Linked DNA regions of Homo sapiens: region 2 is linked to region 1. Evidence: read pairs that join two places in POLR2A ChIA-PET (ENCODE). Cell type or tissue: PC-3. All regions are shown on one strand. Each heading gives the region's core, and the rest is flanking DNA. Links, peaks and the distances in the headings are about the cores only.

Evidence for each region. Peaks named below come from ENCODE experiments on the same cell type or tissue, not always from the same donor. Only the 100,000 strongest peaks of a DNase experiment are listed, where the experiment ranks them.
Region 2: POLR2A ChIA-PET joins it to region 1 with 20 read pairs; 2 of 35 experiments call an interaction of 5 or more read pairs at or near these places.

What each region holds. Positions count from the first base shown.
Region 1 is chr7:114,807,494-114,817,896 of GRCh38, forward strand. No RefSeq gene overlaps it. Among named protein-coding and RNA genes, the nearest start is that of MDFIC, 110 kb to the right of the region's middle. In PC-3, for the core only: no CTCF peak of the experiment used is centred there; no DNase peak of the experiment used is centred there.
Region 2 is chr7:115,226,154-115,236,556 of GRCh38, forward strand. It overlaps LINC01392 (long intergenic non-protein coding RNA 1392), which reads right to left and starts at 5,202. Exons shown (of 5, transcript NR_126407.1): 1 at 5,030-5,202. RefSeq lists enhancers at 1-247, 248-816. In PC-3, for the core only: no CTCF peak of the experiment used is centred there; DNase peaks (open chromatin) are centred at 4,878 and 5,158; H3K4me3 peaks cover 725 bases; H3K27ac peaks cover 2,524 bases.

The DNA of each region.
Region 1 (10,403 bases), core at 1,231-9,230:
TCTCCCTACACTCTTTACCTGCTGCTTTCAGTCAGTGAAGAACAGTTCAGCCTTGGAATTGCCCAGGATTTCGGAACTCCCTAGGGGGACAGGACAGAAAACTGTGCGACTGTGACGTATACATTCATCCAACAAATATTTGTTGAGCCCCTACTATGTGATAGGGATGGGATGGTGAAAAAATATAGACATGGTCCTTGTTTTACTTTGAATCTGGGGTCAGATCTCCACCTCACCAATTGTCTGTGTGAGCTTGGTAAGATACTTCATTTCTAGGGTTTCCCTTTCATCCTCTGTATAAGGTTGTTGAGGAAATTAAATAAGATAATCTACTTGAATGGCTTTTTGCATACTAAATGCTTAATCAGCCCAACACACACACACACACACACACACACACACACACACATACTCAGCAGCCAGAACCATGGGTGCATAAACAATACATGGTGTAGCATGCTGAAAGGAGGGAGAGGAACTCAGAGAGAACATGTAAATGCAAATGTGTTTCTAAGTGGTCAAATAGACTTGTTATGTTGAATATGGACTTCTACAAAGGTATGCCTGGTTAACACAGAGGCATGCATCATATTAAACAGGTTCATCAAACTAGTGATTAGTGAAGTTTGAAAACATGAAGTTGCTGAGGCTCCCTTCAAGAATACTCCTCTTGCATTTGACATTTCCACCTCCTATTTATCATCATTATGCAAAGCTGCTAGTGGTTGACCACCTATTTAGCCGCAAGGCTTGTCATCTCTACTTACATTGAATTCAGCTAAATAAAATATATCTAAGAAGACTGTGCCCCCCTCAGGGATGAAAGGATATTATTAATGCTACCAGGCAAGAACTCCTCAGTGTTTATTGATCCATAAATTGGATTATTAACATGATACTTGCTTATTAAAGATGGCTCTTGGAGCTATTCTTTTTTTTTTTGCTCTCCAGACCAAAAATGAAGTGGAAGGCTTACAGCATAAATCTCTTTATGTTATTTTTTCTCTCCTTTTCTAAACTTCTTGCATCCTGCAGCATCTCCCCAGTGCGTGCTGAATCTTTTATGTTCCAGTATAGCATTAACAAAAGAAGTTCACAAGGATTTTATAGAGAAGTTTCTCTTCTATAAAAAGAGTATTTCTTAGATATTTATTCTCACTCTTCACTTACCAGAGGCAACCACACTGCAAGAAATTATGATTTAAATTTTTATATATTTTTTCTTACTTAATAGCTGGCTACCTAGGGCAAGTTCTTTGACTTTTCCTAGACCTCACTTGTTAGGATCTTCGGACTTTGAAACCAGCCAAATCAAAGACTGGTAAAGATGCTGAATATACAGCCCCTGTGGGTAGGCTTAATTTATTTAACAATACAGTACTGCAAAGATAGTATTTTCTAATTCATTCACTTACTCATTAGTTTATTCATTTAACAAACAGGCAATCAGCTTGAACTCTGTACCTGACCACTGGTTTGTTTCTAAGTTTATATAGATGCATAATTCACTTTAAATCTTGACATCAAGAAGAATGACTCTGGGAAGTTGGAAGGAGCCAGACTGGTTAAAAAAAAAAAAAAGGGGAACCATAATACAATGTGATAGATGTCAAAACATAAATATATATAAACCATCGTGTGGGCATGAGGGATGGAATGTTAACTCTGTCCAAGGGAAGGCTTCAATTCATGAGAAAAAGAATACAGGAACAGAGAGAAAGAACAGCACAGTCAAGGCCACTGAGAAGAAAAAGTATGGGAATATCCAGGGGATGTTTTGTAGTAGGTTTGCAACAAGAGAGGAGATTGGACATGGAGCTTGGGACCAAATTGTGTCATTTAAGGTTTTTAAGAAGTGGAGTGGAATAATTAGATCTTTGCTCTAGGAGAGTAACTCTGGAGGTTGTGTGATGAGGGAAGAGAAAGGGGTTGGAGGGAATAAGATTAATTTAAAGACACTAATGAATGATTTCAATAAATCAGGAGAAAGACTATGAAGACAGAATTAAAGCAGGAGCAATGGAAATGGAAAAGTAGAGACCTATAGACAGAAATTTTTAAGGAATAAGAGACAAAATTTGTTTCTTGGGTGTGAAGGTTAAGGGCATGGGGAGTGGAAGATGACTCTCAAACTGTATTTCTAGCCCAGAATCCCAGCCTGAACACCCTGAGTTGCTGTTTTTGGAACCTATGGGGCTTGTGGAGTGAATGCACAGAGTGTGTTGATTAATGAAGAGTTAGAAGGATACTTGAAGAACATCGAAAACTTAATAGACAAAAGAGTAGAGTCAGTTACAGAGGCTGAAAAGGCATTATCAGACAAGACAGAAAATGAAGTATGTGAGCATTCATGGCTGTGTATGTGTGAGTACGAGAAAGGGAGAGAAAGAGAGAGAGGGAGGAAAAGGAGGGAGGGAGGGCAAGTATCCTAAGGCTGCCTTCCCATTTAGAGAAAGGAAATTAAGGGTCATAGAGATGAGTATTGCTCTAACACTAAAAATGGGAGAGAACAGTCCTAGAAGCCTCTTCCTACCATGCTTATTGGCGCCTCTTAAGTCCCATCATTTTATTTTCATTTGTTTGTTTTGCTTTGTTTTTGACAAGTAAGGATCCTTTTTATTTTGAAAAAAAAGTACATTAATTCAGATTCAGAACTAACATTCCATCTTTCTGGGGTTGAAAGAGTGGAGCAGCAATGGGAGAGCTGCAGACATTGCTACATGAGCAAAGCATTTGGAAAGGGGTCTTTATTCATGGCAATGGGATGCTGTGATGGTCAGTTTCCCGGGTCAATTTGGCTTGGCTACCTTCCTCAGTCTTTCAATTAAACACTAATATAGGCATTGTTGTGAAGGTATTTTGTAGATGTGATTGAAGTATAATCAGTTGATTTTAAGTAAGGGAGATTATCCTTGATAATCCTGGTGGCCCTGATTCCATCAGCTGAAAGGCTTTAAGAACATTGCTGAGGCTTCCCTGAAGAAGAAATGCTACCTGGGATTGTGGCATCAACTTTTGCCCAAGAGTTTCAGCCTGCCCTTCCCAATAGCTCGTCCCACAGATTTCATACTTGCCCTGAATCAATTTACCATTTAATTACAATCTCATAAGCGAGTTCCTTGCAGTAAATCCTATAATATTTACCTCTTACCAGCTCTGTTTCTCTGGTTAGACCTTGATTGATGCAGTTGCCATTGCTGACCTTATTCAGGAGAGTTTCAATGGAGTTATAGGGCAAGTCTGAATTACAGGAGGCATGGGCCTCTCTACTTCACTTTCTTCCAAGTTCTTCTTGCATGAGGATAAGGCACAGGGAGTGGTTTCTTGAGCTGTTATTAGTTTGGGTCCCGGCAGCATCCCTAGTCAACAGGTAAAATTGAGCAAGGCCTACTAGCTAGAGTCTGGAGACAGAAGCCACCTAAATCAGTTTAGGAGGTTTTCTAAAAGTAAAATACATTTAGAAATCGTCTTTGAAAAGAAAAAGTATGTGTTGAGGAATGGGTGTGCTGCATACAAAAACAAGGCAGTGTCATCAACTAAGTCCTCTTAAAGGAAGAGGGAGGAGTAAATTACTGGCTAATGGTTCTGTAAGAAGCCACAGTGATTTCTGTCATTCAGTCAATTAAGTTATATTGAGCTACTATCATATGCTAGGCACACAGCCATGCCAGGTGTGGAGCCAAGGCCTGGGGACAGAAAGATGAATGAAATACTTTACAGTCTCAGAGGAGTGCTTGGCCTAATGTGAGAAAGTACACAATTAAAAGCAAAAGTGAATACCAATGCTAGATTTGAAGTACTCTAAGGCCTTTGCTACTCAGAGTGTGGTCTGGGGAACAGCAGCATTGGCATCCCTGGAAGGATATTATGCTAAGAGAAATAAGCCAGGCATAGAAAGATAAATACTGCATGATCTTACATATATGTAAAATCTAAAAGAAAAAAAACATTGAATTCATAGAAGCAGAGAGTAGAATGGTGATTAACAGGGTTAGGGGAGAGCAGAGAAAAAAGGGAGTTGGATATTAAGGAGATGTTGGTCAAAGGATACAAAATTTCAGTTAGGAGATCTATTGTACAACCTAGTAACTATAGTTAATAACAATATATCATATGTAGCCTGCCCTCTGTATCCATGGGTTCAACCGATCATAGATTGAAAATATTCAGAAAAAAATTGCATTTGTACTGAGCATGTACGGACTTTTTCCTTGTCACTATTCCTTAAACAATACAGTAGAACAACTATTTACATAGCATTGATATTTTATTAGTAATTAAATATTATAAGCAATCTAGAGGTGTTTTAAAGTATACTGGAGAATGCACATAGGCTACATGCAAACACTACACCATTTTATATCAAAGACTTGAACATCCATGGATTTTGGCATCTAAGAGAGGTCCTGTAACCAATAACCCATGGGTACCGGAGGACAACTGTACCTGAAAATTGTGAAAATAGTAGATTTTCAATGTTCTCACAACAAAAAAAGTGATAAGTATGTGAGGTAATAGATATGCTAATTTGCCTGATTTAGCCATTCCTTAATGCATACAGATATTAGAACATCATGTCCTATACCATGAATATATACAAATTTTGTCAATTAAAAAAAACACAACATCAATAACAAACTCCACAGTACATAAGGCTGCACTCAGATATACAAACCAGAACCTGCTTTTATTTATTTATTTATCTGCTTAAATGCACTTTATTTTTTAGAACATTTCACAGTAAGATTGAGCAGAATGTGCAGATTTCCCATCTACTCCCATCCCTACACAGGCACAGCCTCTTACATTATCAACCTTACCACCAGATTGGTCCGTTTGTTGCAATCTATGAACCTAAGCAGACACATCATAACCACCCGAAGTCCATAGATTACATTAGGGTGAGTGTTGTACCTTCTATGGGTTTGGACAAATGTATAAGGACATGTTTCTAAAATTATTGTATCACACAGCATGGTTTTACTGCCCTAAAAATCTTCTATTTTCCACCTGTTTATTCCTCCCTTCCCCCAACTCCTGGCAGCCACTTATTTTACTGTTTCTAGAGCTCTGCCTTTTCCAGAATGTCATTTACTGTAGCTGGAATCATACTGTATGCAGCCTTTTCAGATTGGCTTATTTTACTTAATAATGTGCTTTTAAGTTTCCTCACATATCCTTTTATGGCTTAAGAGCTCATTTCTCTTAGTACTGAATATTCCATTGTCCACATGTGCCATAATGTATTTATCCATTCACCTACTGAAGAACATCTTGGAAGATGCATTTTAATACGATTTCCAGATTATTCATGTGCATATTGAGTTTGAGAAGTGTTAGCCAGCTTTGGGCTGGGTTGTAAGAAAAGGCCTAGGCTAATCCTTGTATGTTTATTTTTTTAACAGCCTCTGCTTTTTGTAAAAGTACCTTTGGTATTTCCTACATGACTACCTATGTGACTTTATTAAATGTTGTCTTCTACTGCAGGAGGCAGTGACCACTTATTAGCAATGTAAGGTTTTCTGATCACTGAGTGATGACTTTGATATGAAGTGGGTTGTTTAACCACAAGCTGATCTCAAACCCTGAGGTTTGAGCCCTGTTTTCCAAATGTGAACTGAACACTTGGCCAGATGCTGGAGAGGCAAAAATATGATGGCCCCTGTTCTCAAAAGGTAGTTCCCTCACAAGGATTTGTGTTTAGTCACCCTTTGGTATAAGCAAGAACGTCTGGTCTCTTCCATGATGAATAAATAATTACAAATCCTTCACCACACCTGTAGTATATAGTTAGGGTGAACATACATTCTGGTGTGCCCAGGACAGTCTCAGTTCATTCTTATTGTCCTCAAGTAATTATTAATTGTACTCACTATCATTCTCAGAAGCATCCCCTTTGAAAAATATGTTTTATGGTCACCCTACCTATAACCAAATGGTGATCACTGATGAACACTACAGTTTCTATTAGAGGATATTTTGAAGCTGACCAAGAGAAGGCAAAGGAGCAAGGTTATTCAACAATGTGGTTGTCACTAGAACAATTGGGGTCAGAGAATAGAAACAAAATAATGCCCTAATTCTAACAGAAAAAAGAAATAGAAATAATCTATAATGAAACATGTATTTCAATATGTATATTATCATGTATGATCTCACCAGTCAAAGGCTGCTGACCTTTGTAGAATCTGTGTAAATGGAATAGCTACGAACACAGAATGATAGATGCATGCTATTGGTGACTTAAAACCCATGAATTATATTTCTTCTTGATGTTCTGAATTTCTGAAATTATGACTAATTCTTGGTAAAAATTGGAACAAACCTAAATCAATTTTTCTTTGAATTACAGAGTACTTGTATTCCTAGAAAATCTCTGTGTGTTAAAACCACACAGAGCTGCTCTGTGCTTATGTGTACAACAGATTTTCATCAAAAACAGATTATTCACTTATAGGAGTGTCCGTTAGGACATTCAATAGCTGCCCAGGACATGGTATAATTCTTCATGAAGTCTCATGAAATGCGATGTTTTTAGCTTCCTTGGCCCCACTTACTCATCTCCAGTTGGGCTTCTGATCATTTTGACAGGCAAAACCCTCGCCTCTCTTCTTTCTTTGGGGCACTTACCCCATCAGTCTTTTTTTTTTTTTTCCAGATAATTTCAACCTGTCCATTTTTTGACTCTGCCTTGGCATCTAGCTACCATCTCTCTCTCCTTTTCTTATCATTTAACCATCAAGTTCATAAATAGAATGAGTTATATTCTAATTGTAGCTTCATATTTACCTCTCACTGTATGCCCTTCAGACTTTTTGCCACCACATCAACACAACTGCTTTGTCAAAGGCCTTCAAGGCACTGTCCCCTCCAGCCCCTAACTCCTCACTTGGAAGTATTACTTGACTTCTCTGTGGCATTTGATACTGGGAACCGGCTCTTCAAGTAGTTAATTACTCCACTGCAGTCTCCTTTACCTATCTCATCCTCTGGGTGTGCTTTAAATCTTTGATTTAATTGTCTGTTTTTATCCGCATGCTGATGATTCCTGGAACTCTATTTCCAGCTCAGATATCTCTCCTGAGTTCCTGACTTGCGTTCAATTGCTTGTAAGTTATTGCCATCTGGATCTCCCAATAATAATTAAAAATCAAGATGTCCACATTTTTACTCACTACCTATCTTCTATTTCTCTCATATTCATTATCTTGCTTGTAACTAACACATCACCTACCCCATCACTCATGGCAGAAACTAAGGCCACCTGGACTTTCCCCTTTGCCACCCACTCTCCACCCTCCCCTACCTCTCAATATTAAACATGCATTCTTTTTTTTCTTCACCAGCCGCTTCCACTGTTATTGATTTTCTTCAGCCATTTTTATTTCTCACTGGAACTGTTGCAATACACTCCTGAAAAAGAGGAGTAGTCTAGAATCAAGAAAACAAATTTGAGAAGAGAAATAATTTAAAGCAGAATATAAATTATAAGTTGAATCTGAACTTTTTATTGTTAATCTCACTGTCTCTAAAACTGGCAAGTTTTGATTTAAAATATTTACTTTGTTCTTTCCATTCATGTACTCTTGCCTACTTTATGAAACTTCTGGGCCTTTTCAGTTTAACCTGTGGTTCAACACACTGAAGACTTCTCCTATATCTAAGGGCCTAGGACTGTTCCTTGCATTGTAAAAAGGTCTTAGATTGTCTTTTCTGGATCTCTGATTAGCTTTTGGGTTTTTGTAAAATTTAATTATTTATTTATTTTTGGTAACCGCAAATAGATATTAAAAGAGAAAGATTATGGGTGACTATAATCTTTCTAATGGTGTTCTCTAATGACTGTCTTTCCCCTAATTAGGAATTTCTTTTCTGACTCCTTTGTGGCTCAGCTTTTTTTCTTTGCACATTTTCCCCAGTGAATACAGTGCAAAATTTTCTCATTTAACAAAAAATTCTGAAGTACTTCAGTAACTTAAAAATATAATATCTAAGATGGATTGTTCTCCTGTCAGAGAATAGTATCTATTTTCAAGGAACGGTATGACATGATAGATAAAAAGACAGATTTTATTAAGTTGACTGCATTTAAATCTTGATTCTGATACTTGTATGTATTTACTTGAGCAATTACTTTTCTCCCTCTGAGCCTCCATTTTCTTATTTGTAAGGTAGCATAATGGTAGGTTCTATCTTGTAGGGTGCTTATTGGGATTAAATTAGTTAATTTGGTGAAGTATAGTGCTTGTAACAAAATAAGTTGCACTAAAAAACTGCATACATAATGAAACAGTAGAAACAGTTTTCTTTTTTTCTTTTTTGACACAGACTCTTGCTCTGTCACCCAGGCTGGAGTGCAGTGGTATGATCATGGCTCACTGAAACCTTGACCTCCTGGGCTCAAGCCATTCTCTCACCTCAGCCTCCTGAGTAGCTGGGAATACAGGCACACGCTACCATGCCAGGCTAAAAATTTTTAATTTTTTTAGAGATGGGATTTCACCATGTTGCCCTGGCTGATCTCGAATTCCTAGGCTCAAGCGATCTTCCTGCCTCAGCCTCTCAAAATGTTGGGATTACAGGCATGAGTCACCATGACCGGCCTAGAAACAAAGTTTTCAAATACGGATATAAAATAATTTATATGCTAATATGGAATAAATTCATAATTCTACCCAAAAGTCCACATATTTTAATTTTCCTACTTAGTAATGTTGGCTTACATTTCAATTTACCACCTGCTCACTGATTGTTGTTAGATGAAAGGTAATGCTACAACACTTGTTATTTACAGACTCTTCTCCCAGGCATCCCCATGGCTCCTTGTCCCTTGCTTCCTTCAGGTCTCTGCTCCAGCGGCATCTTAGCACAGAGACTTTTCCTCCATCTCTCCTGTACATATTCCTGGTTTATTTTTCTTATCACTGTACCATCCCCTCTCACAACATATACATTTAATGTCTGGCATCCACATCTAAAACATTTATTCCATTAGACAGTGTCTCTTACGTTCACTGCTGTATCCCTAGGCCCTAAAACAGTGCCTGGCACATAGAAATGATCCACTAAATATTTGTTGAATTAACTTTACCTAATTTGATCCTAGCAAAGCTCAGTGAGTTCTGGAAGGCAGATGTCATTTCCCTGTTTTTACATAAATGGGTAAAAACTAATCTGACAAGGGGCTAATATCCAGAATCTACAAAGAACTTAAAGAAATTTACAAGAAAAAAACAACCCCATTAAAAAGTGGGCGAAGGATATGAAAAGACATTTCTCTAAAGAAGACATTTATGCATCCAACACACTTTTGAAAAAATGCTCACCATCACTGGTCATTAGAGAAATGCAAATCAAAACCACAATGAAATACCACCTCACACCATTTAGAATGGTAATCATTAAAAAGTCAGGAAACAACAGATGCTGGAGAGGATGTGGAGAAATAGAAACACTTTTACACTGTTGGTGGGAGTGTAAATTAGTTCAACCATTGTGGAAGACAGTGTGCCAATTCCTCAAGGATCTAGAACTAGAAATACCACTTGATCCAGCAATCCTATTACTGGGTATATACCCAAAGGATTATGAATCATTCTACTATAAAGACACATGTACATGTATGTTTATTGCGGCACTGTTCACAATAGCAAAGTCTTGGAACCATCCCAAATGCCCATCAACGATAGACTGGATAAAGAAAATGTGGCACATTTGCACCATGGAGTACTATACAGCCATAAAAAAGGTGAGTTCATGTCCTTTGCAGGGACATGGATAAAACTGGAAACCATCATTCTCAGCAAAGTAACACAGGAAGAGAAAACCAAACACCGCATGTTCTCACTCGTAAGTGGAGTTGAACGATGAGAACACATGGGCACAGGGAGGGGGAACATCACACACCGGGGCCTGTTGGGAGTTGGGGGCTCGGGGAGGGATAGCACTGGGAGAAATACCTAATGTAAATGATGAGTTGATGGTTGCAGCAAACCAACATGGCACATGTACACCTATGTAACAAACCTGCACATTGTGCACATGTACCCCAGAACTTAAAGTATAATAAAAAAGCAATTTTTTGTTTGTTTGTTTGTTTGTTTTTTGAGACTGAGTTTCACTCTTGTTGCCCAGACTGTAGTGCAATGGTGGGATCTCGGCTCCCTGCAACCTCTGCCTCCCGGGTTCAAGTGATTCTCCTGCCCCAGCCTCCCGAGTAGCTGAGATCACAGGTATGTGCCACCACACGTGGTTAATTTTCTATTTTGTTTTTAGTAGAGGTTGGGTTTCTCCATGTTTGTCAGGCTGGTCTCGAACTTCTGACCTCAGGGGATCCACCTGCTTCGGCCTCCCAAATTGCTGGGATTACAGAAATGAGCCACCGCACCTGGCCGAGGAATGGT
Region 2 (10,403 bases), core at 1,245-9,244, 420 kb after region 1:
GAAACTCAAAGTACTCCTTGTGTTCGCCTTTCTCCTCTACATCTAAGCCCGCTAGAGAAAGGAAGGGAACTTGTGGGTTTGAGGGACATAGTAATACAAATGGATAGAAACTTGAAAATCTTTTAAGATTGGCTACTGAATCTTTGATTTTCTTCCCTTAAGATTAGTATGGCTTTTGACAAACTTATTATCATCTTTGCAAAACAGGGAAATACATTTGACTTCTGTTAAGCCCAAGAAGGCCTTAACATTCCCCCCAGCTTGACTACACTTCAGACAAATTTCTTCCTGCCTATAAGCCCCTGATCACCCTTTTCTTAGAGTATTTACTTTAGAAAGCTTGTAGTTGCAAATTCCTTCTCTGTCCCTTTGAGATGTAAATCTTCTCTCAGCCTCTTGCCAGTTTTACTACCTAGGAACGTCTTTCTCAAAGACCTGGGAGCCATCCCTTTGAAATGGAATCATCAGGAAAGATAAGGTCCCTACCCCCATTCTCTGTAAGAGGGCAGGAAGCTAACTTTCCTAAGTGATAATTGCCAGTTAGCAAACTCAAATGGCCTAATCACATTGACAAACCTCCCCTCAATTCCCCCAAGGTACTTTCCTAAGACCTGGCTTCAATGCTTAAAAACCTTCCCATCTTGTTTCAATGGAGTTGAGTTTAGTCTCTTCAGTTGCAATATTCTTGACCCCTATTGCAACAATCTTGAGTAAAGCCTTCTTTCTTTGTTTAATTCTGGCTGTTGCAATTTTTATTTGATACTTTCAGAAAGCATATTTTATTATCATTGGAGCTTTGATTCTCATTCTTTATTTTTTTTTATATTTTTAATGTTTATTTTGGAACAATTTCAAGTTTACAGAAATATTGCAAGAATATTGCAAATAATCACTGTGTACTCTTTAGTCAGAAACACTAAAATTTAACATTTTACTATATTTGCTTTATCTCTCTCTTTTTATATATGCGCGCACACACACAAACACACACTTTTTTTTCTTTTTTAAAAAATTCTTTCGTACATGGCCCCTATCTTCCTAGGTTGGCTCAATCTAGAAAGACAAGAATGACGTGTTTTACTGCCAGGTGGATGGACTGGCCCAATAATTTGGAAGTATGGCTTAGTGGAATGGAAACTGAGAGACATATCCCAGCCAGCAAAACAGAGGCATTTCAGCCCTTCCCTGAAGCATGATATATAGAATACACAATAATTTAATGTTTTAAAATGTAAAATGTCTATTAGTAATTTCTGATATTAAGGGGATTATCATGCCTATCTCTGTATTGAGCTAGTTCAGAAAAGTAGATTTGGGTCCTGAGTGATGGAATCTGAGCTCTAGAACATCTACTTGATTTAGATTTAGCTGCCTCCCATATGTGCTAAAGGATAAGGCCATGTTTTAAAAAGAGTTATGAAATATTTATTGAAAAAAAATACAGCAAATGTGCAGAAGCTGCCTTTCCAAACAAAATAACTTGGTCATTTTATTTTTATCCCCAAACTGCCTAAACGCAGCAGCCAACATCATGGGCTAATGGTTGAAAATGAAGCTGTTCTTGAGTCATATGAGGCCAGAAATAAAAAATAAAGTAGAAAAAAAAAAACTTTTTGTATGGTTGAAATACTATCATTTAAAAACAGCCAAGATAACTTTTCAGCAATAAATATAGTTGCAAGACTATGTGCTAACTTTTGTATATCTCCATTTTTTACTAGACATTAATACATCCTACAAGGGGAAAAAGGTCTTTTAATGGAAATGCTGATATTGTCACGATATGATGTTAAAAGGAAAACCTTAAATTGAACAGAGTTTAATTGAGCAAAGAATGACTCACAAATCGGACAGCCTCCCGAGCCAGAGTAGGCTCAGAGAGACTCCAGTGCAGCCACAGGGTTAAAGATTTATGGACAGAAATAGGAAATCGATGCACAGAAAATGGAACTGAGGTACAGAAACAGTGGATTGGTTACAGCTCAGTATTTGCCTTATTTGAACATGGTTTGAACAGTTGGTCACCTTTAATTGGCCAAAATTCAGAGATTGACACAAGAATTGGTTAGTTGGTTTACATATCCAGTTAGGTATCAGTTCACTACATATGGAGAAACTTTTAGGCTGAACTTAAAATATGAAAGGAGGCAGCTTTAGGCTAACCTAGGGTTTTCTTTGTATGCCATATGATTCTGACCTGGCCTGTCATATCTTGAAAGTATTTAAAAATATTTTCAGCAAAGTGCTTATCCCACATCCTAATAGATTTGGATATTGAACTGAACAAACACCATCCCTATTTGCCACTTGAACTCCTCAGTATAGTGTTCTCATTTTATAAGATTCCTGATTTTCTAATGGCAAATTTCTGTGGGCTACACTTTCACTGGCTGCCATGGTACTAAATTTTATAATAAAAATAACTCCATGCTTTTATTTTTAGTGAAGAAGGTGATGTCCATATAATCCAAGTTCATATGGTACAGAGGAGAGAATTGAGTAAGAAATAAGAACGAAACCCATACAGCCCTTTCCTCTGATTCGATCATTAAGGCATCAAGGGAGACAGCTGAATGTGTTCTCTATATATACTCCTGAAGTATTATATGAGAACGACAGAACCTTTCACAAAAGTTTATGAAAGCAAATTTCACACTGAATTCTTTTATCATTTGAAGAGGAAGGTGTAACTTGAACATTCAAAAAAATCTACAGAGGCTGTGTTTGGGTTAAGAAAAAAAAAAAAAGAACACACTCCTGACAATCTTCTCACACCATGTTATTGAGCCCACATTTCTTCCTATTAAATGTACCCATGAGTTTTTGTAACCATTCACCCAAAAAGGTCACTTGGCATTTTAGCTCCTGAGATGGGGACACACTGGGTGGGTAATAATGGCCAGAGAAGTCAAAGGGATAAACTTAGAAGCCACTATCTCTACAACTTTAAAAACTCAAACCCTACCTCCTGTTGGGGCATAAAATTTTGAAAACCATTTGTAGACTTATCAGTGAGAGCCTGGGTATAAAAGAGGAATGATGCTTTGCAAAATCCCCCAAGACTGCCCGAGCCTTTTCATGGTAATGAAGAAATGTCAGTGGAAGTTGATGGGGCGTGTGTGCATGTGTATGGATGTGGGGGTGGATGGGGCGCGAGAGAGGGAAAGGCTGGCAGACTGAAATTTTACATCTCAAATGTCATTTGGAAATCACTTGCGTACTCCAAGCCCAAGTCCTAAACTCTTCTGCTATTAAAAATGGTCTGCAAACAGGTCAGTCTGCTGTAAAAAATTGATTTGACAACAGCATTTTTAAGTCTTTGACGGCTTGAAGTTGGCAGCATTTTCTTCCGCTCTGATGTGGTTTGAACAGAAGCATGTTTATCTGTTATTTATGTAACAGCCTGATGAAAAAATGGGGCATGTGCTTCCCTTCTATTTGTCTTCTGCATTAACCTCATTTTGAGGTCAGGTGAAAATGCTATAGGTACTGATTGCAGCACGTTATCAGCATTATTGCTTAATGTGCCATCAACCACAAGTGCAAGTGGGCTCAGGATCATCGCCGCGGTCTTCCCAGGAATCATTTATCTGGGGCTAACTCCGAAAAAATCATTTAGAATTGTGACATTTAAAAATAAAGATTAAAAGTTCTGAAAGGAGCAGAAGTCATCCACACAGGGCCCTCTTGGCACCATAAATCAAAGTTTGTTAGAGCTGCAAATTGGAAGAGCATAACACAGAGGTGCAACCCTTTGATGTGGTTATGCAACTCACTGGTCTCCACCACTTACTAGACCACTTCTATTTTTGAGTACTATTCTCACAACGTAGACTGTGATTTTTTGGCAAACAAGCACAAAATCCAGGGTTAAAAAAGATAAAATGTATCTAGCATAAAGCATCTTTTAAATGGAAATGCCAAGTTCTTTATAAATTTGAAAAATTTATTCATTACCCGGCTTCTAGGGGAGCCCCTTATTTCCATTTTTTTTGCTGGGGCTATCTGTTTCACCCCACTAGGCTTTCCAAATGGCTGTCCACAGATGCTGAGCCTTTGGTCACCTCCGAGTGGTGTTTGGAAAGAGTACTGGGGAACTGGGCTGCTTTTTGGCCTCCTTGCACACAATTCAAGTCAGAGCTTTTGATCTTAAGGTAATATAGAGCTTGGAAACAAAAAATCTGCATTTAGTTTGGAATATCTGAAAATGATAGTGGTTAGGAAAAAGGATGTTAGGCATGGTTTGTGTGCAGGCTATTATAGGTACTTCCTTTCCAAAAAGGTGATATTTAGTGCTACAAATTAGTTATCATATCAGTATTAGAAGCTTTGTTAGGAATTCCAAATAATACGCAATTGTGATTATACACAAGGTGTTTGCAAGCCCCATCTTGTAGGTATTATTAAGCCACAGAATATTTTATACATTTTAATAATTAATAGTCAAACACCTTGCTAAATACTACTCCTTTTGAGGAGAAGTAGTAGAGAAAGAATACAATTGGCTGTTTATATTTTTGTCTTATTCATAAAGAGAATAAAATTATGTAAAAGTATTTATAAGGAATTTATCATCCCAAATGCATTTTAATAGTTGTAGATAAATACTTCTGTTTTGAGAAGGCTTCAGAGCTGTAACAGAAAATGAAATAAAGGGCTCATGTGGAAAGAACTTTACAGCATGCTGCAACTTGATTGTTCACACTTCAAAGCAATTCTAAGAAAAACTGTAAATAAGGACTAGGCATAAAACTCTGCTGGCACCTGGGAATACTCAGCCCACTGCACAACAGAACAGAATCTGAATTCTGGCAAACAGCCAACCTCTGTGGATAAATCTGGAAAGGCTTAATGTACACTGAAGAACTGATGTACTCAGAAACTATGTGGGTGTACTTAGCTTCATGCCACTTAGAGAACTCATTGACTTCCCTGAATACAAAGTAGATCTGGTCATCATGTGTTACACCAGATTCTAGTACTGCTTGCAAGCCCATAATAAAACCCAGAGTTTATAGGAAGGACTCACCTTTCTCAAGAGATACTTCTCCTACTCTCTCTCCTTTTTAATGCTCATTTGGACTTATTAGACTCTCCAAAGCAGTTCTCATACACTTTAACAAGATGAAGATATACTAGGAAAGGTAATTGGGTGAGCATTACTAAGTGTGAGTCATAAATAGTGTAACAAAGGCTTTGAGTGAGTCATCTGCCTAAGTTACCATAGCTATACCCAACATAACACTGCCTTTCTCTTTGTTAAGTGGACAAACTACCATAACGTCTAACAGTATCAATAGCATGTTTTTTTGAATAGCTCATTTTTAAATATTCTCAGTTGTTTAAGTTTATGTCATATATTTTCCAGATTAAGGCTCTTTGGAACAGAAACCACTGTTATAAAGATAGGCAACAGATCACTTGCGTATTTTAAAACAAGAAATGCACAGACATTGTAGGGATTTGTTTTTTCATGATAGCCTGGTAATAAAAAAGTTTAATACAAAACCTTTCATCTTCAAAGGGATCTGAAAAACGTAATTATTCAACGCAATAGCAAATGTTAGATTTCTATTAAGTTAGCTGAATTTTCCAGTTTCTTTCCTTCCCTCAGCATACATTTTCCTATTGCTGGCTTCACCAGAAAAATAACAGCTTAAAATTTATCCCTAAGCTAAAACCCATTAAATGATTGACACAATCTTAGCTAACATGAAAAGTGACTTATATAAAACCTGGTTTGCTGTTTGGGGGCATATTCTGCTCTCAGCAAATGAATGCACATTTTTCTCCATTGATCAGTGGAAAGAAGTGAATATTCTTCAAACATGAAACTTTCTTATATAGCTAAATATCTTTTGTGCTACTATGAGTCATTCCTGAGCATGTCTTTTATTCCTTTGTGATTTTATCAAAGTTCAGATATTTTTAAAAGATCTTGGAATTTTCTAAATAGGGTTCACGTAATATATTCTCCAGCTATATACTTTTTTTTAAAAGGTATTAGAACGAATTCAGATCCTGACATACCATCTTGTGTTTCACATATGATCAGTCACCTTCTTAAGATGATAACAACTTTGACGTTGCAAATGAACACATTCCCATGTGCTTGAGGCCAAAAAGAGGCAGTCAGTGAAACTAAAAGGAATTGCCTGAATATGACTGTTATTTCTATTTGTTGCTAGGTTCTTATTGGAATCTGTGTTGGTAAATTAATTTGGGGTGCACATATCATAGGGTTGATATTCACTTTGTGTCACCAATATGGCTGTATTTCTTATTGAAATACTGAGAAATTTCTGTATAGATTAGTAGGTAGCTGTTGCTGCAGACCCTGCCAAATGTCTGTCTGTCTTTTCCTGCTGCTCTGGTCCCACACGGGGATTGTCGCTTCTTCTCCTTACTTCAGAAATTGTTAATATCTTTGCACGAGTTTTTTCTTGGGCTCTATTCCTGAGCCAAGACTAGCATCTATTCTGGTTGGTTGTTGTTTACGCTACACATATATTTTAAAAGTCACCTCAGCTTCTGTGTATGGGAAGTGATGGAGTCAGAGTGTCCTAATTGAATCCTGAGTTCTGCTACTCAGCAATGCATGATTTTGGGTGGGTTGTTTACCTGCTCTGTGTCCCAGTTACTTCCTATGTAAAATGGAAATAATAAAATGAATTAGCTCACAGGGATTTTGTGCACATTATATAATACATGTGAAGTACTTAGAATAGTGTCTTTCAGTAAATGTCCCATAGTGTTGTCGTCTTTGCTGCCTGGTGTAGGAATAGAACACAAATTTCTTGATTGTGAGCTTGAAATTTTTACACTAGATAATACCCCTCTGGCTCCAATAATGCTGGTGATATAATAAGGTACTAGACTACAGCAATCATTTGAGTGAGAAATGAAATCTATTTTCAATTTTCATTTATTTAAAAACATGGTTCACCTGAGAGTATTGCATGCTGATTTTCATTATTTACAAGGATGTTATGTAAATATAAAGACTAGAGTTATTACTTGCATGCTATGAGCCAAGTAAAATTTAAATGTGACTAAAGGAGAAAGCCAGGGACTACTTACTGCTACCTAGCACTGACCTTTCAGAAGGGCAACTTGAACAATTCTACCTGCAAAAAGTGCCTCATTAGCTGACCGTACAGCATCTCCACTGTCCAGGTAGAAACAGGATGGAGCAGTTGGTGAAGGGACCACATTGTTTTTGCTTTAATCTTATTGGTGACATTTGCATCTGTCAAAACTGTCCTTCCTCCCTGAGGACTGAAGCATTGTGGATCACAGTCCTTTTCAGTCAAACTGATCAGTTCATTTAAAAATTATCTCCTGTAGGACGGGCATGGTGGCTCATGCCTATAATCCCAGCACTTTGGGAGGCCAAGGCAGGTGTATCACCTGAGGTCAGGAGTTCAAGACCTGCCTGACCAACATGGAGAAACCTTGTTTCTGCTAAAAATACAAAATTAGCTGTGCGTGGTGGCACCTGCCTGTAATCCCAGCTACTCAGGGGGCTGAGGCAGGAGAATCAATCACTTGAACCCAGGAGGCGGAGGTTGCGGTGAGCCAAGATGGTGCCATTGCACTCTAGCCTGGGCAAAAAGAGCGAAACTCTGTCTCAACAGCAACAAAAAATTAGCTCTTGTATTCAGCATAATTGTCAAACCCTGTCACTTCCGGTGTGTGTATGTGTGTTGTGTGTGTTGGGGGCGCTCAGGGGATTGTTGAGAGGATAAGGGGAAGAGGATGAAAGGGAGATGCCAGTTAATCTTATTAAATGGGTTTTCTTTCTGCTGTGAATTAAATATCACCTTCCTTTTGTCTCTACTTTCTGTGGAGAGGGCATGGAGGGAATTAGCCACAGGAGTAATTGATTATTCTGTTGACACCTACTACACTGCCAGATGTCACAGGCTGTGATGCACCCCTTCATTAATGGGCTGTGGATCATAAAAATAATTTAAATTGGATGGTGTAAAAATAAACTGGATGGTTAAAACGGGCTTGGTGTCAGTCATACAAGCAGCCACACTATACATTTTGTGCCTGAAGAAAAGACAGAATAGGCAAATTGCTGTTGGTCACATTTTGAAACATTGTTGAAACAGAAAATGTATTTATTTATTTAGTTTTTAGGAATAGCTAAATTCAAACTCTATTCCTAAGTTAGCTGGGTGTAACATTTACTTACTCATTTTTATAAATGAATGTCATGAGAAAAATTGCCTACATAGTGAGTTTTAATTATTAAAGGAGAAAAGTGAATGATGTGTGGATACTCCACGGTTGGAACTCTCAGCTAATATTTTTCTTACCTCTGATTCATGAAGGTCCATGTACAGCAATGGGTGCAATATGCTTTAAATGAGAAAATGTGTAGTGGACTTTTATTTTTCCTCATCAGGGGCCACATGATAACTTCAGAACTAGGACTGGATTAAAACCTTCAGTGGCGAAAGCAATAAAAACCATTATGGAGATTTCTGTCTCCACCTTCCCATATGCAATTAAAAAAAATTAAATTGCAAAATATGTGTAAGAAGGTTGAATGACATTTTGTTTTTCCGCCATGTTGTAGTTCTTTTGCTGGAAATATCAAATAATAAAGCATTCCTATTTGTCTTATTTTTTGTGCCCCTGTGTTTCTGAAACATTAGTCTCTTCATCAGATGATTCAGGATTTTCATTTGTAAAAGTACAAATTTTTTTTACTTCATTTTATTTTACTGCGCTTGTAACAACCACACTTAGACTTTACTTCTGATTCACAAACCTTATGTGATGCAGATTCATTTAAAAGTGGTGAGCCCTAACCATACTTTTGTTTATACTTTGTCTTACTCTCTTTCCAAACAGATACAATATGCTGCCTAGCAGCCAGGGTCTTCCCTGATTAAAACTCCTGAATAGTTTCCCATTGTAATGGTTATGATGCTAACAGCAATATTTATACATCATTTGCTATTTGTCAGGTTCCATTTAAGTGCTTCTGATATATTAACTGATTCGATACAGAAAATGAATCTACAAGGTACTATTATCTGATTTACAGATGTGAAAATTAGGAAACAGGAGTTGAATAACTAAAGTAAAATCACACAGATACCAAAATGGCAGAGTCAGCATTTGAACTCAGATTTCAGTTTTAAACTATATGTAAAATAAGACTTACGTTTTAAATTTTTTAATAGAAGAGAATGAAAATAATAATACTTGAACACTGAATCTCTCTCCATATTTTAATGTTCTTTTTTCTACCAGTTTTGTATTTTTTTGTATATCTTATCTATATTTAAAAATCAGATTTATATCTAAGTATTGAAAATTTTAAATTTTCAAGTTCCAATTGTTCTTTGCCAGCCTTTCATATATGAAATTTATATTCTGAGACCTAGTCATACTCAGTTATTGGTTCCAGGAGTTTTTGGTTATTGTTGATTTTGGAATTTTTACCATAGATAATCCTGCCATCTGTGAATAGACACAGTCCTATTTCTTCCTTTCCAATCTATAAACTTATGTTTATTTTTCTTGCTTTATTGCACTAGCTAGAATTTCAACTACAGTGTTGAATAGGACTAATGAGCAAGGACATAGTTGCCTTGTTCCTGATCTGAGGGAGAACATGTCTAGTTTCTTACCATTAAATATAGTGTTAATTGTAGGTTATCGGTGGGTGTTATATTGAGGAAGTTTCCAACATTCTTTGTTAGCTGAGGGTTTTTATCCTGAATAGTGTTTTATTTTGTCAAATCCTTTTTCTGTGTCAACTGATGTGATCATATGAATTTTTCTCTTTCATCTATTGATATGATGCATTACATGATTGATTTTCTAATGCTGAACTAGCCTTGAATACCTGGAATAAACCCCACTTGGTGTATAAGTATTTTGATTGGTACCTTGTTATCCCAAGGGGATTGATTCCAGGACTACTTTTGGCTACCAAAAGCCATGCATATCCAAGTCCACAGTCAGACCTGTGGAACTGCTGATATAAAAAGTTGGCCCTTCGTATTTGTGAGTTTTGAATGCCTCAAATACTCTATTTTCCATCCACCTTTGATTGTGGTTGTGGAACCCATGAATACGTAGGGACAACTGTATTTACTGCAAAAATCCTCATGTAAGTGAATCCATGCAGTTCAAACCCATGTTGTTCGGTGGTCAACAATACTCTTTTTGAAGAGTCATTCTTGAGGTAATTCAAAAAGGTAGAAATTTATTGTTAAGCACAGGAAGGAGGCCTATTTTAGTGAGTCTCTGCTAATCTTGGAGGGGTGACATTTATGAAGCATTGGTGACAGCCATAGCTCTTATGGAGCTGACATGGTTCCACCAGATGATGTAAGGTCTCTGCTGCTTTCTTTAGAAATCTGAACTTCAAATCA